Linked DNA regions of Homo sapiens: all the other regions are linked to region 1. The links are chromatin contacts, found by Hi-C or POLR2A ChIA-PET in ENCODE. All regions are on one chromosome and are shown on one strand. The core of a region is the stretch at or near the end of the contact, and the rest is flanking DNA. Distances in the headings are between cores, read along the strand shown.

Region 1 (4,625 bases), core at 1,329-3,828:
CGCCCAGCTAATTGTGTGTGTGTGTGTATATACACAGTCAGGGTCTCACTATGTTGTTCAAACTCCTGTGCTCAAGTAATGCACCCACCTCAGCTTCCAAAGTGCTGGGATTACAGACATGAGCCACCATGCCTAGCCTCCACAACTTTTAAACAGCCTGACATGAGCACATTTCCTAACCATGACTACACAGACACAAATGCATTTCCTAAAGTACTTCCACTATAAGTTCAAATCCTGTAGGGACAGAAAGACACAGTCAGAATAGGTCACTGTATGATGTTGGCCAAGTTAAAATCAGTTAACCCCTACAACCCTCAGTTTTCTCATCTATAAAATGGGAAGCTGTTACAAGGATTAAACGAGCTAATACAATAATGTAAAGAAAAATGCACTCTAAGCATACAGTTAATGTTCAATAAATGACTGCTCTACAGTTACCACTGAGGTAATTTCCCATAAGTAGTAAGGGTTAACTTGTTGGCGAAATGGAGACCCTATTTCAATAGGTATTGTCCTACAAACAGACTATGTGCAAATTTCAAGTAGAGACGAATTATATTTCATTCCTTAAAGACTCACTTCTACCTGTTTTAGTTCACTGTTGTGTCCTCAGTGCCTGGAACACGGTAAAACTCAAAGAGTGCAAAATGAACTTAATGATTCACTCTTTATGCCCAAGGCACTGAAAATAACCAACCCAACTCTTTTCTCTTAACTACAGCTAATGGACCACATGCAGTGGCATGCCTGTAATCACAGTGCTTCGGGAGACCAAGGCTGAAGGATCATTTAAGGCCAAAAGTTCGAGACCAGCCTGGGCAACATAGTGAAACTCAGTCTCTACAAAAGATTAAAAAAGAAAAAAAGTTAGCTGGACGTGGTGGCACACCTGTAGTCCCAGCTACTTGAAAGGCTAAAGTAGAAGGATCGCTTGAGCCTAGGAGTTCAAGGCTGCAGTGAGCTATGATCACACCACTGCTGCTCTCCAGCCTGGGTGGCAGAGTAAGATCCTGTTTCTTCTTTTTTTTTTTTAGACAGAGTCTCGCTCTCTTGCCCATGCTGGAGTGCAGTGATTATGATCTTGGCTCACTGCAACCTCCGCCTCCCAGGTTCAAGGGATCTTCCGCCTCAGCCTCCCATTACAGGCACCCACCATCACGCCCGGCTAATTTTTGTACTTCTGTAGAGACGGAGTTTCACCATGTTGGCAAGGCTGGTCTCGAACTCCTGACCTCAGATGATCTGCCCGCCTCGGCCTCTCAAAGTGCTGGGATTACAGGAGTGACCCACTGCGCCTGGCCATAAGATCCTGCTTCTAAATAAATAAATACATTTTTTGAAAATTCACATGGAAAAAGGTGATTGCCAAAAAAGAAAAAAAAACTAACTACGTGATAGGCCAATTACAAACATATCAATATCAACCTATAAAGCACAATGGATATTCACTGAACCAACTGTCGCATTAGGAAATGAGAAGAAAGTGTGTGAGGGGCTTCCTGACTAACACTACAGAATGACAGTCCACCAGGATCACATTGCCGTCAACTTCTGAAATTAATCTGCAAAACTTACAAAGCCTGAAAAAAAAAAAAATCTCATCTAAGCACTAAAGGGGAACTGGAAGTTTTTGTTTTAAGGCATGTATTTTGAAAAGTTTCATTTCTATTTCCATATTAGCTTCTCAATGTGCACTGAACTACAGTGAAATCACAGCCTTGTGTTTTTGAAAACAGATTCTGCAGCTATGGAAACTGAATCTGTCACTATATTTTGACTTCACTGTAGGATCGAGTGAGAAGAAACATCTCAGCCCGGACACAGCCACTTAGCTACATATCTTGTTCTTTTTAATAAAAAATGTGCTTAACCATAATTGACAAAGTCCTTAAATACCTAATTTTCAGAACAAACTGTATCACATAAAAGTTCCTTCAGTTAACAATTCCTTCAGGCTCGTGTGAAAAAGTACTTGATTTTATTAATTCTAAATAATCCCTAGAGAGGCAAGGGGGTTTTGCTTGGTCCACAATTAAAAGTCAGATTCTAGACTTAAATCAACTTGAGTACAAAGAAGAAATTCTCTACGAAGCACTAACACACACATCTGGGAAACGACAGCTCAAATTTTATCAGCCACTTTTGATAAGTAATCCAAAGCAGACCTCAAGATTACTCAAGAAGTAGCACAAATAATTAGGAATGTGTGGTATTGAGAGAAGAAGCCAAGAGCCTCTGTATAAGAATCCCCCAGGAAACAGTGAGGTCAAGGACCAAAGACACAGAGGGGCTAAAGGGAGCACATCATCCCTCCCCCCAGCCCCTGAAAAAGGCACCCCATTAGCCTTTCTCATTGAAATTAACAGGGCCGTTACTAGGAAACGGGTCCAAACAGTCATGTACACACCAAGTGAATAAACAGTGACAGCTGGGCCTTCAGTGACCATGTCATGGGATGGCAAGATGGCCTTAGAGTGAGTGGGCTGTGATAAGCCAATGCATAAAAGTAATAGCAAGATAGGAAATGAAAACAGGAAACACACAGGCTACAAACTGCATGCATGGTAGGCAGGGAGGACTGAGCCGTGCCTAAGCTAAGGAATACTAGCTCCTCACTGGTCCTTGCTGGGCACTACTTCCAGAAGCACCAACGGCGGAAGGTCCCACTTCTGCACGGCTCATGACCTTGCTGCTTGGGGTGGGGGTGGGGGTCGATGTCCACACCCAGCCTTCCCACGCTGGGTGCTCTCTCTCTCTCTCTCTCCATGACCATCCCATTTCAGAGCAAGTGAATCCCTCCATGGACTTAGGGGTTCTAACACACTTCAGAGCTTCCCCTTCACAACTAAAACTTTTCTTTTTTTTGAGACAGAGTCTCACTCTATTGCCTAGGCTGGAGTGCAGTGGCACAATCTCAGCTCACTGTAACCTTTGCCTCCGAGAATCAAGAGATTCTCGTGCCTCAGCCTCCCAAATAGCTGGGGCTACAGGTGTGTGCCACCATGCCTGGCTAATCTTTGGAATTTTAGCAGAGACGGGGTTTTGCCATGTTGGCCAGGCCAGTCTTGAACTCCTGGCCTCAAGTGATTTGCCTGCCTCAGCCTCCCAAAATGCTGGGATCACAGGCGTGAGCCACTGGACCCAGCCTCAACTAAAACTTTAATAGGGGTTTGTTCTGTTGGAAGGGTAGAAAAGGCATTTTTGGCACAAGGAATAAGAAAACCCTTTAAAAGCTCAACATGGAGTTAGGATTCAAGAGATAGCCAGGTGTGGTGGCTCAAGCCTATAATCCCAGCACTTTGGGAGGTTGAGGCGAGTGGATCACTTGAGCCCAGGAGTTGGAGACCAGCCTGGGAAACATAGTGGAACACCATTTCTATAAAAAAATTAAGAATGAGACAGGTGTGGTGGTACACGCCTATAGTCCCAGATACTTGGGAGGCTGAGGTGAGAGGATAGCTTGGGCCCAGGAGGTCGAGGCTGTAGTGAGTCATGATGGCACTACTGCACTCCAGCCTGCACAACAAAATGAGACCCTGTTTCTTAAAAAATAAATAAAACTATTCCAGTACTTCCACAATTCTGTGGCCCAATTATGTTGGGTAAAGGCTATTCAGTTTGATATTGTCTGATTAATATCAAACTGAATAGCCTTTACGCAACATAATCACAAGCTGAGTACCCCAAATCTGAAAATTCAAAACCCAAAATGCTCCAAAATCCAAAACTTTTGAGCACTGGCATGGTGTTGAAAGGAAATACTCATTGAAGTATTTTGGATTTCAGAATTTCAAACCTGGGATGTTCAATCCGCAAGTATAATGCAAATATTCTTAATTCCAGAAGAATCTGAAATCTAAAACACTTCTGGTTCCAAGCATTTTGGCAAAGGGATACTCAATCTGTATTTTTATTTATCTTATTTTATTTATTTATTTGAGATGGGAGTCTCGCTCTGTGGCCCAGGATGGAGTGCGGTGGCACAATCTTGGCTCACTGCAACCTCCACCTTCCAGGTTCAAACAGTTCTCGTGCCTCAGACTCCAGAGTAGCTGGGGTTACAGGTGTGTGCATCCATGCCCAGCTAATTTTTGTTTGTTTGTTTGTTTGTTTTGAGACAGAGTCTTGCTCTGTCACCCAGGCTGGAGTGCAGTGGCGCGACCTCAGCTCACTGTAAGCTCCACCTCCCGGATTCACACCATTCTCCTGCCTCAGCCTCCCGCCATTCTCCTGCCTGAACCTCCTGCGTAGCTAGGACTATAGGCACCTGCTACCATGCCTGGCTAATTTTTTGTTATTTTTAGTAGAGACAGGGTTTCACCGTGTCAGCCAGGATGGTCTTGATCTCCTGACCTCGTGATCTGCCCGCCTCGGCCTCCCAAAGTGCTGGGATTACAGGTGTGAGCCACCATGCCTGGCATGTATTTTTTAAGTATAGCTACTTAACCCATTAAAAATATACCCTTACTATTCTATGGTAAAATTAATTCACAAATCATTATGAGAAAAGCTTTTCATATCAGGAAGTCTAGCACAAATATTTTAACTTCAGTATTTTAGGAAACAGTCTATAGTCTGCTTAAAGTATTTATTATGTATTTGTATTTCCATAATAAGTTCAT
Region 2 (4,625 bases), core at 930-3,429, 530 kb before region 1:
TTTTATTTTTTGTAGAGATGGGGTTTCGCCATGTAGGCCAGGCTGGTCTCGAACTCCTGACCTCAAAATGATACACCCGCGTCTGCCTCCCAAAGTGCTGGGATTACAGGCGTGAGCTATTTTTAATTCTTAATAGAAAATAACCCTGTTATCTAAAGCATGGATTCACTACAAAATAAAGATTAAGGTCCATCAAGGCTTTCTAGTAACACTTATTTAAAAAAAAAAAAAAAAAAGATCAATCAAGGCTAAAAACATTAAAAAGAGAGAGAAGGCAACCAAATTTCCAGGATTATCTCATCCCTTTGCTCGAAACCCTTTAATATCTTCCTACCTCACTGAGTCAGTCCTACAGGCCATTTCTTACTATTCTCTTTCCTCTTCTACTCCAGCCACACTGGGCACCCTGCTGTCCCTCAAACATGCAAGTACAGTCCTCCATTGTTTAATAACCAGGACGGATTCTGAGAAATGTGTAATTAGGCAATTTCGTCATTGTGTGAACATCATGGAATGTATTTAAACACACCTAGATGGTACGGCCTACTACACACCTAAGCTATATAGTCTATTTGCTCCTAGGCTACAAACCTGTACAGGATGTTACTCCACTGAATACCGTAGGCAACTTTAACACAATGAAGTATTTGTATATCTAAACACAGCTAAACATTAAAAAGTTACCAAAAAAAGGTATTATATATAAGACCATTGTTAAAGATAGAAATGTCATTTGGCGCCTGACTGTATACTACTCCTCACCTCAGGGCTGTGCTGTTTCCCTCTACCACGAATGCTCTTCTTAAATACGGCTCACTTCATCTCCTTCTGATACCTGCTTAAATCTCATCTTCTCAAAATGGCCTTGTCTGACCAACTTATTAAAATAGTATCCCAACTACAAGTCACTGTTATTTTTTTCCTAGTTGTCCGTCTTCCCCCCAATAGAATATAAACTATAAAAGGAAGAGGCCTTTGTTTTATGCGCTGCTCTATCTCCAGACCCTAGAACAGTAGCAGGCTCTCATAAGAATATGCAGAACAAGATGTTGCACAAAGACAACACATATATATATGTCTCCAATTAAAACTTTTGTCACGGATAACAAAAAAAGCTAAGAAAACAGTTTGAAACCCTGCACGCTCTGCTACTTAGAATGAAATAACTATGCTTTAGAAGGAAATGTTTCATTTAAAAAAAATACACTAACAAATGTCTGGATTCCCTAAAGACAAACATTAATGCTAAGTGCATGCATGCTGCAATTCTGCTGGTACAAAATGCTCTGGTTTATCACAAAAGATCTTCACTAAGCCATTTTCCCAGGAACCACGAAATTCTAGCTAAAGATTCTTAAGGAAAAATAGAGGCAAAATTAACATATTAGTGATATATCGTGATTAGGAAACACACAATATTTCCTACTAGTTGAAACTTCATAGCACCAAGCAAGATAACCGGAAATCGGATCGGGAGTGTCTGCCTCACGGAGACACTGGGAGAGAAAAAGTCCTCAAAGAACTGCACCTCCTTTTCTTGGCGCCAGGCTGGCTACGAGGACTCAGTCCGGAGATGCAGCGGGGTGTGTGGGGTTTGGCAGGAAGAGGCCCGGACTGCGAGTTAGGGGTGTGCCCAGGCCACCTTCCTCTCCCACTGATTTTCTCTCAAGAGAAAACGGAAAGTTGCCTGCGCCTCCTACCCGCTCCCAAAAAGGCCGGGGGAGGGTTGCTGAGGGTAGACCCCTCCCCTTCGCCAAGGCAGGCCTCGGCCCCAGCAGCGCTCCCCAGTTTCCAGCTCACCCGGCTCCCGGTTGATCTCGATGTCGAAGTGGCACTGCGGCCGGTCCTGCGCCCCCATCGCGACCGAGGTGGCGGCAAGAGCTGGGAGAGAGGGGGAGAAAAGCGGTCAGGGCAGGGGCGAGGGCGGGGGCGAGGGCAGGGGCGAGGGCGGGGCTGAGACGAAGTCCGCGCCACGGTGCCTCACGCCGGCCCGTCGCGACAGCGCAGGAGGCCAAGACGAGGCCCCCTCCCGCCCCGGGCCTCGCGGCTCCCACGCAGCGCGCACGCATGCGGGCGAGCTCTTCACCTGGCTGGCCTCCAGCCTGAGCGGGTCCCCGTGAGCAGAAGAGAAAGCACTGCCACTGCAGCCAAACCCCAACGCCGCTAACGGAACGCCGTCTCCTCCCCCAGGCCGGGCCTCCCAATGCCACGCTAAACCCCGCGAGAGTCGGGACAAATACCGCGAGAGTACAGTCTAGATGGGGGTGGTCAACCGAAGGTGGCGGCAGCGGGGGCGTACGCACGGGGGCGTACGCACGGGGGCGTGTCTGGGGAGCTCTCGAGGAGCCTCCAGCCAGCGCTCCTATACCTGCGCGTTCCCTGTTTGCCCCCCCCTTTGAAGTCAGTCGCCCAATCTGAAAGCCGTGGATGCGCCTGCGCCCTCCATCTCGTCAGGTGTGGCTGTGAGCGCCGCGCATTTTCCGATACCGCGAGACTTCTCTGTTTCCGAGCGCTGTGAAGGAACTGAGTGAATTGAGGCTTTGAGTTTTCGTTAGCCAAGACGTTGTGTTGCTCTGTGTTCTTTTTGGCCGGGAGTGGTTATGTCCGTGTCCTACTGTTAGGTCTTTTAGGCTGAAGAATGCGTTCCTTCCCGCTTTGGCACCAGCGTCACTGGCACCGTTTTTGTCCTGTGCTTACTGACCATTCTGCATCTTTTGTGAAGTTTCAGTTCCAGTCTTCTGCCCGTTTTTAAATCTGGTCCTTCGTGTTTAACAGTTCTGGATACAAATGTTTTGTTAGATATATGTATGCTCTGAATGAAAATCTTTTGTTACATAAATGATTGCGAAGTCTTTTTCCCAATCTGGGCCTGTCGTTTCATTGTTTTGACGTTTTTGGCAAAGAAGTTTTTAATTCTGATTAAGTCAATTGGTCAGTTTTATATTTTAATGGTTTGTGCTTTTCCTGTGCTAGGAAATCTCTGCCTACCTCAAGTTCTTGAAGATATTCTGTGTTCTCATATATGTTTTACATAGTCTTTAACGTGTAAGTCTATGATATGATCTAATATCATTAATTTTTGCTTATGTTGTCAAGTAAGTGTCAACATTTTCCTATTGGGATATACAGTCGTTCCATTACCGTTTGTTGAAAAGACTCTTTTTTTTTTTTTTGAGACGGAGTCTCGCTCTGTCGCCCAGGCTGGAGTGCAGTGGCGGGATCTCGGCTCACTGCAAGCTCCGCCTCCCGGGTTCACGCCATTCTCCTGCCTCAGCCTCCCAAGTAGCTGGGACTACAGGCGCCCGCCACTACGCCCGGCTAATTTTTTGTATTTTTAGTAGAGACGGGGTTTCACCGTTTTAGCCGGGATGGTCTCGATCTCCTGACCTCGTGATCCGCCCGCCTCGGCCTCCCAAAGTGCTGGGATTACAGGCGTGAGCCACCGCGCCCGGCCTGAAAAGACTCTTATACATTGAATTACCTTCGCCTTGTGACCATATATGTGTGGGTCTGTTTCTGGATTTTTGTTCCAATGATCTGTGTCTGAGTACCACACTATTTTATAAGTTTTTTTTTTAAACTATAAAATACACATTACATGGGCGGGCGTGGTGGCTCATGCCTGTAATCCCAGCACTTTGGGAGGCCGAGGCAGGCGGATCACGAGGTCAGGAGATCGAGACCATCCTGGCTAACACGGTGAAACCCTTTCTCTACTAAAAATACAAAAAATTAGCCGGGCGTGGTGGCGGTCGCCCGTAGTCCCAGCTACTCGGGAGGCTGAGGCAGAAGAATGGCGTGAACCTGGGAGGCAGAGCTTGCAGTGAGCCGAGATCGGTCCACTGCATTCCAGCCTGGGTGACAGAGCGAGACTCCGTCTCAAACAAAAAAAATCTATCTATAGATCTATAGATCTACAGATATCTAGATATCTATAGATCTATAGATATATATACACATTATGTGAAAGTTGCCATTTTAACCATTTTTAAGTGTACAGTTCGCTGGCATTAACTGTATTTCACACGGTTGTACAACCCTCAGTACCTCCCATCCGTCCACAGAACATTTTCCATCTTGCAAAACTGAAACTCTGTATTATTAAACAGTAACTCCCCATTTCCCTCTTTTCCCAAGTTCCTGGCAGCCACCCTTCTACTTTCTCTCTGTAAATTTGTCTACTCTAGTATTTGTCTACTCATATGTGAGTAAAATCATGTAATATTTGTTCTTGTAGGCTAGGTGCGGTGGCTCACACCTGTAATCCCTGCACTCTGGGAGGCTGAGGCGGGTGGATCACATGAGGTCAGGAGTTCGAGACCAGCCTGGCCAACATGATGAAACGCCGTCTCTACTAAAAATACAAAAAATTAGCAGGGCGTGGTGGCAGGCACCTGTAATCCCAGCTACTCAGGAGGCTGACGCAGGAGAATCACTTGAACCCGGGAGGCAGAGATTGCAGTGAGCCGAGATTGCGCCACTGCACTCCAGCCTGGGTGACAGTGCGAGACTCTGTCTCAAAAAAAAAAAAAAAAAAATTTGTTCTTTTGTAGCTGGGTGATTTCACTCAGCATGTCTTCCATTTCATCCATGTTGTAGCATGTCAGAATTTCCTTTTTTGAGGC
Region 3 (4,625 bases), core at 1,216-3,715, 520 kb before region 1:
AATACAAAAATTAGCTGGGCGTGTTGGCAGATGCTTGTAATCCCAGCTACTTGGGAGGCTGAGGCAGAAGAATCACTTGAGCCTGGGAGGCGCAGGTTGCAGTGGGCCGAGATTGTGCCACTAAACTCCAACCTAGGCCACAGAGTGAGACTCAGCCTCAAAAAAAGTCTGTGTTCAGCCCAGACCTCTACATTGACCTGCAACCTGTATATGCACCTGCTGTGTTGACATCTGTATTAGTCAAGGTTCTCCAGAGAGAGAGAACCAATGTGATATCTATATATCTACAATATAGATCTATATCTATAGATATATGGGAGGGGATTTATTAGGGGAACTGGCTCACATAGTTATGGAGGCTGAGAAGTCCCACAATAGACCATCTACAAGCTGGAGAACCAGGGAGGCTGGTAGACTGCTTCAGTTCAAGACTACCCTGTCTTAGACTTGGCCTCAGAACCAGGGAAGCTGAATGGTGTATCTCCCAGTCCAAGGCCCAAGCCGGGAGAACCTGGGGAACCACTGGTACAAGTCTTGGAGTCCAAAGGCTCAATACTTGCTAAATGAATAAATGGACGGACTCTACTACCTAATCTCCTAGAGTTAGGAGATTAGGGGAACGGGGAATTCTGATGCCAAGGGCAGAAGAGGGGTGTCCCAACTCCAGAGTAGAGAATTTGCCTTTCCTCTGCCTTTTTGTTCTATTATGTGGTGCCTGCGCATATTAGATGAGGACAGATCTTCCTTACTCAGTCCATTGACTTAAATGCCAATATCTTCTGGGAACACCCTCATAGACATACCCAGAAGTAATGTTCCCCCAGCTACCTGAGTATCCCTTAACCTAGTCAGGTTGACATCTAAAACTAATCATCGCAAAATCCTAACCAAGTCTCAAAGGTGCCTCAAATTCAACTTGTCTAAGATGGAGCTCAAGATCAATCTTATCTCCTCTTCCAGTGTTCTCCATATCTGTGAATCCCTGCACCATCCATCCATTTATCCAAGGCTGAACAGTGGCATCATCCTTGAAGCTGCTTCATCGCCCCTTCACATCCAACTCATCACCAAGTCCTATTGATTTTGCTCCTACATTTCTCTGCAGCCTTCTTAGATCTCTTTTTCTTCACTCTCACCCTAGTCCACACTCCAGCTCCATTCTCTCTTGCCCAGATGACTGCACTGGCTCCCAGGCCAGTCCCACCATAGCTCTGTTGAGACTTCTCCATTTTGATCTGCACTTTAGCAGCCAAAGTGAGTTTTATAAAATGCAATTTTGACCAGTGTTCTATGGTCCTAAACTTTCCACTATGGTCCATAAAATCCTACATGGTCCTGCCCCTTCTATTCGCTCTAGTGGATCTCACTCCACTCCTTTATTCTCTAAACTCTGAGTTTCTTTTCTTTTTGTGGTAAAATGTACATAACCATTTTTAAGTGTGCAGATCTGTGGCATTTGGTACATTCACATTGTTGTGTGATCATCACTACTATCCATTTCCAGAACTGTTTCATCTTCTCCAGCTGAAATTCTGTACCTATTAAGCACTAACTTTCCATTTCCCCCTTTCTGGGTTTCTTTTCATCCCTCAAAGGAGCTCTGCTGCCTTCCACAGAGTTCTTATATACATGCTAATCTCTCCATCTGAAACACACTTCCTCTCCCCTTTGCCTAGTTAGCCTCCTGTGATTCCCAACACCAGCCTAGAAGCTTCTGTAAATTCTCCCAAAACCCCTGCTCCTCCCTGAAGAGCAGTTTGTATTTATACAGGTGTTTGATTGTTTGAAGGGTGCTCTCACCCTGCCTCCTCTCTTAACATAGTTTTTCGTGTCAGGAATTCCTCGCTTTGTCCACAACCCCTGGCACATAGCAGGTGCTCAATACTTGCTAAATGAATAAATGGACGGACTCTGCTACCTACCTAATCTCCTTCCAGCCAGTCATCCATCTGTGGGTGCCTCGGTCCCCAGCTTGGGGTGTGTCCCCCTGGGTCGGACTTTGGCGCCCCATCCAGGCTGGCAGTAGGTTGTGCTCTTTGGTTTGCCTATCTCGGGCCTCCCGCCCAGCCGCGCGGACCGCAGAACATACGCCCCGGGCGTTATCACTCTGTCACGCGGAGCCTCCCCGCCTCCAGACGTCAGTCCGGTTGCTACCCCGGCAGGAATCGAGCTTAGATCACGAAGGCTCCTTCTCACCTCCGGACGTGAGAATTACAGGCTTGGATCTCAAACCGCCGCGGTGAGAGCCGGGAGGTGGGAAGAAAGTTGGGAGGCGCGCGCCCCCGTCACACTCCCTCTCCGTTTGGGTCGCAGCCCTTTAAGAACCACTACGTTCGCGCCTTCGCCGGGACGGGGGCTGTGGAGGCGCGCCGGGATTGGTCGGTTTGGGTGCGGGTGTCGCTTAGCAGCAGCGAATGCGGGGTAGGGGGGAGGTGGGGTGGCTCAAGACTCGCGCACGCGCACCACGGCCTACCTGCGCCTGGGCTGCCGGTGACCTGGGCCGAGCCCTCCCGGTCGGCTAAGATTGCTGAGGAGGCGGCGGGTAGCTGGCAGGCGCCGACTTCCGAAGGCCGCCGTCCGGGCGAGGTGAGGGCTGGCGGGCGGAGGCGGGTGCCGCGGCCCGTTAGCCAAGAGCAGGCGGGTTAGGGTGTGGCGCAGGGCGGGCCCAGAGGTGGAGGCGGCCCAGGGCCCACCCGGCCCTCAGTCCCGGCCTTGACCATGGGGCTCCCCACGGGGCTTCACTGGGCTTCTTGGAGTCCTCTGTCCCCTTTCTCCCGTCAGCCTGTTCCCGGACCCCGGGGCCACCCAAGGCACGCGCCTGCAGGAACCCTGGGCTGACAGATGGGCGCCAAGGGCTTCTCCCAGTTGGAAGAGATGGGGAGTGAGAAAGGGGACGATTGTTTCTTTAACCATTCACGAAGCTCACGTCAGAGCATTGTTTAATCTGAATAGCAAACTTCCCTTAGCATGCCCGTGTTATTAGACTTTAAATATTGGATACACTGAACCAACTTTTCAGAGCACTAGGTGTAGGACGTTCCATTACAGGTTTTGTGTTCATTACAGATTTACACATGTACCTCCAGAGCCAGAAGGATAAAGCACTCGGGGAAAAATTAGGTTTGTAGAAATAAAAGCCACGGAAGACTATTGCCAGTGTGAAAAGTAATTGGTGAAATTTGTGACATGGTCAGAAAAAAATACAGCTCAGAACCAACATATAGGGTAATATTTAATTACATTTTGCAGAGAAGAGTTGATCCCACTAAAGATAATTTTAGTAAAATGAAAAATGGAAGCAACTGGAAATGGTTTAACGTTGCCAGATAGAATTAAATAAACAAATAGTGTTTCCTCTGGAAAGTACATTTTGGACAATGTTAATAGCTCTGATTTAAGTGTTTGCATTTGCAACAGAAGCCATCTTGGAGTCAGTGTTTTTTATTCTTAGAATAACTTAGAAATCAACTAAATTCAAAAAGTAACATGATCATAGAGAGGACAACCTGACTTCAAGGTAATACAGTGGATAAAGAGCAGTTGTAACAAGTGTAATCTCAGGCTCCTTCCTCTACCAACAGGTCTCTGATTAGCTTATTAGTGCTCTAAGGAGAAGAAATTATTTTAGAGAAAGGGAGTAGCTGTAATTCCCAAAGTTGGATTTGTAGAAGAAGGATGTGGTGGAAAGATCCTAGGCTTTAGAATATTTGAAGTAAGGAAGTCTGGGTTGAATCTAGCTTTACCTCTTGAGCCTTACAGCTGCAGTTTTCCCACCTATCCGGTATAGATTATGTCTACCTTATAGTTACAAGCATTTAATAACATTATCAGTGTAAAAGGTCCTATCAAGTTTAGTTCCCTACCCCTCTTAGTTCCTAACAAATGACGAAACTGACCTCTACCCTCCTCTTCACTCCATCCCCAAGCAACTTGGAGCCTTAATAGAATCTACAGATTTGGTAACCAGTTCTCAAGTCCTGTGGCTGAAGGTGAATTCAGTAAGGGTGGCACAACTCAGTTTTGTCTTCTGTATTGTGTATTTGAGTCTTCTGTATTCTGTATATACTTTATGGTGAACACTTTGTGTTTGAATATTTGTGTGCCAAATGAAGCCTGTTTTGTCTAAATTCCTATTTTGCAAGGTGCAGTCATCTCTCTCTTTCTCTCTGTTTTTCTCTTTCTTTCTGTCTCTCTCAGCCTCTCTCTCTCTCAGTGCATGTGGTAGGGGCTTGAGGAGGGGTTAAGGGTAAAAGGTGGAAGAAAAAACAGGATCAAGGGTAGCCTGCAGCATAGGCATAAAGTCTTTGTTAATAGAACAGAGATAATCTATGACATGAGCAGTTTATAAACAGATGCTGGGAAGAAGATTTAGGAAATAAGGGAGGCAAATTAAAATATGTTTTTATAAAACCTAGTAACACGGATGCTGTGTATTTGATTACTACTTCACTCTACTTTTAGACAAATTTCATCTGTATAAACCTTTCTCTTTTTCTCTCCAAATACAGATTTATTGTGGAAAAGTGTTCAAACTGTAGATCAGAACTATGGCAAGGGATCTGTAAACCTGCATTTCTTGTTTCAGTGAGCAAAAATAAGGCAGCCCTTAGGTCATTCATTCATTT

The links. Hi-C counts contacts between places; a loop is a spot of excess contacts on that map. ChIA-PET counts read pairs that join two places held with the same protein, here RNA polymerase II (POLR2A). Pooled maps may share reads with other maps.
Region 2: a map of B cell shows a loop between it and region 1 (7-fold over the local background). The contact joins the promoter of NKTR here to the enhancer-like site in region 1. A Hi-C loop is called at or near these places in 1 of 168 maps with a recorded cell type or tissue (B cell), 1 of 37 single-sample maps with no recorded cell type and 3 of 50 pooled maps. POLR2A ChIA-PET finds 5 or more read pairs at or near these places in 3 of 52 experiments (OCI-LY7, PC-3 and RWPE1).
Region 3: a loop to region 1 is called in a pooled map, with 2.5 times the contacts of the local background. The contact joins the promoter of SEC22C here to the enhancer-like site in region 1. A Hi-C loop is called at or near these places in 2 of 50 pooled maps. POLR2A ChIA-PET finds 5 or more read pairs at or near these places in 4 of 52 experiments (OCI-LY7, PC-3, RWPE1 and 1 more).

The regions. Positions count from the first base shown.
Region 1 is chr3:42,064,569-42,069,193 of GRCh38, reverse strand. It overlaps a transcript of TRAK1 not described here. Among named protein-coding and RNA genes, the nearest start is that of TRAK1, 24 kb to the left of the region's middle. Within about 2 kb of position 2,578, at least 14 of the 41 ENCODE cell types and tissues checked have a DNase peak (open chromatin) inside an H3K27ac peak, as active enhancers do; they include B cell and OCI-LY7, where a contact is called at or near this core.
Region 2 is chr3:42,598,240-42,602,864 of GRCh38, reverse strand. It overlaps NKTR (natural killer cell triggering receptor), which reads right to left and starts at 2,179. Exons shown (of 17, transcript NM_005385.4): 1 at 2,087-2,179; 2 at 1,801-1,881. The coding sequence starts at 1,858. It also overlaps a transcript of SEC22C not described here. RefSeq lists a silencer at 1,876-2,085.
Region 3 is chr3:42,579,807-42,584,431 of GRCh38, reverse strand. SEC22C (SEC22 homolog C, vesicle trafficking protein) reads left to right here and starts at 2,465. Exons shown (of 7, transcript NM_032970.4): 1 at 2,465-2,586. It also overlaps a transcript of SS18L2 not described here. RefSeq lists enhancers at 2,050-2,179, 2,172-2,998 and a silencer at 2,380-2,709.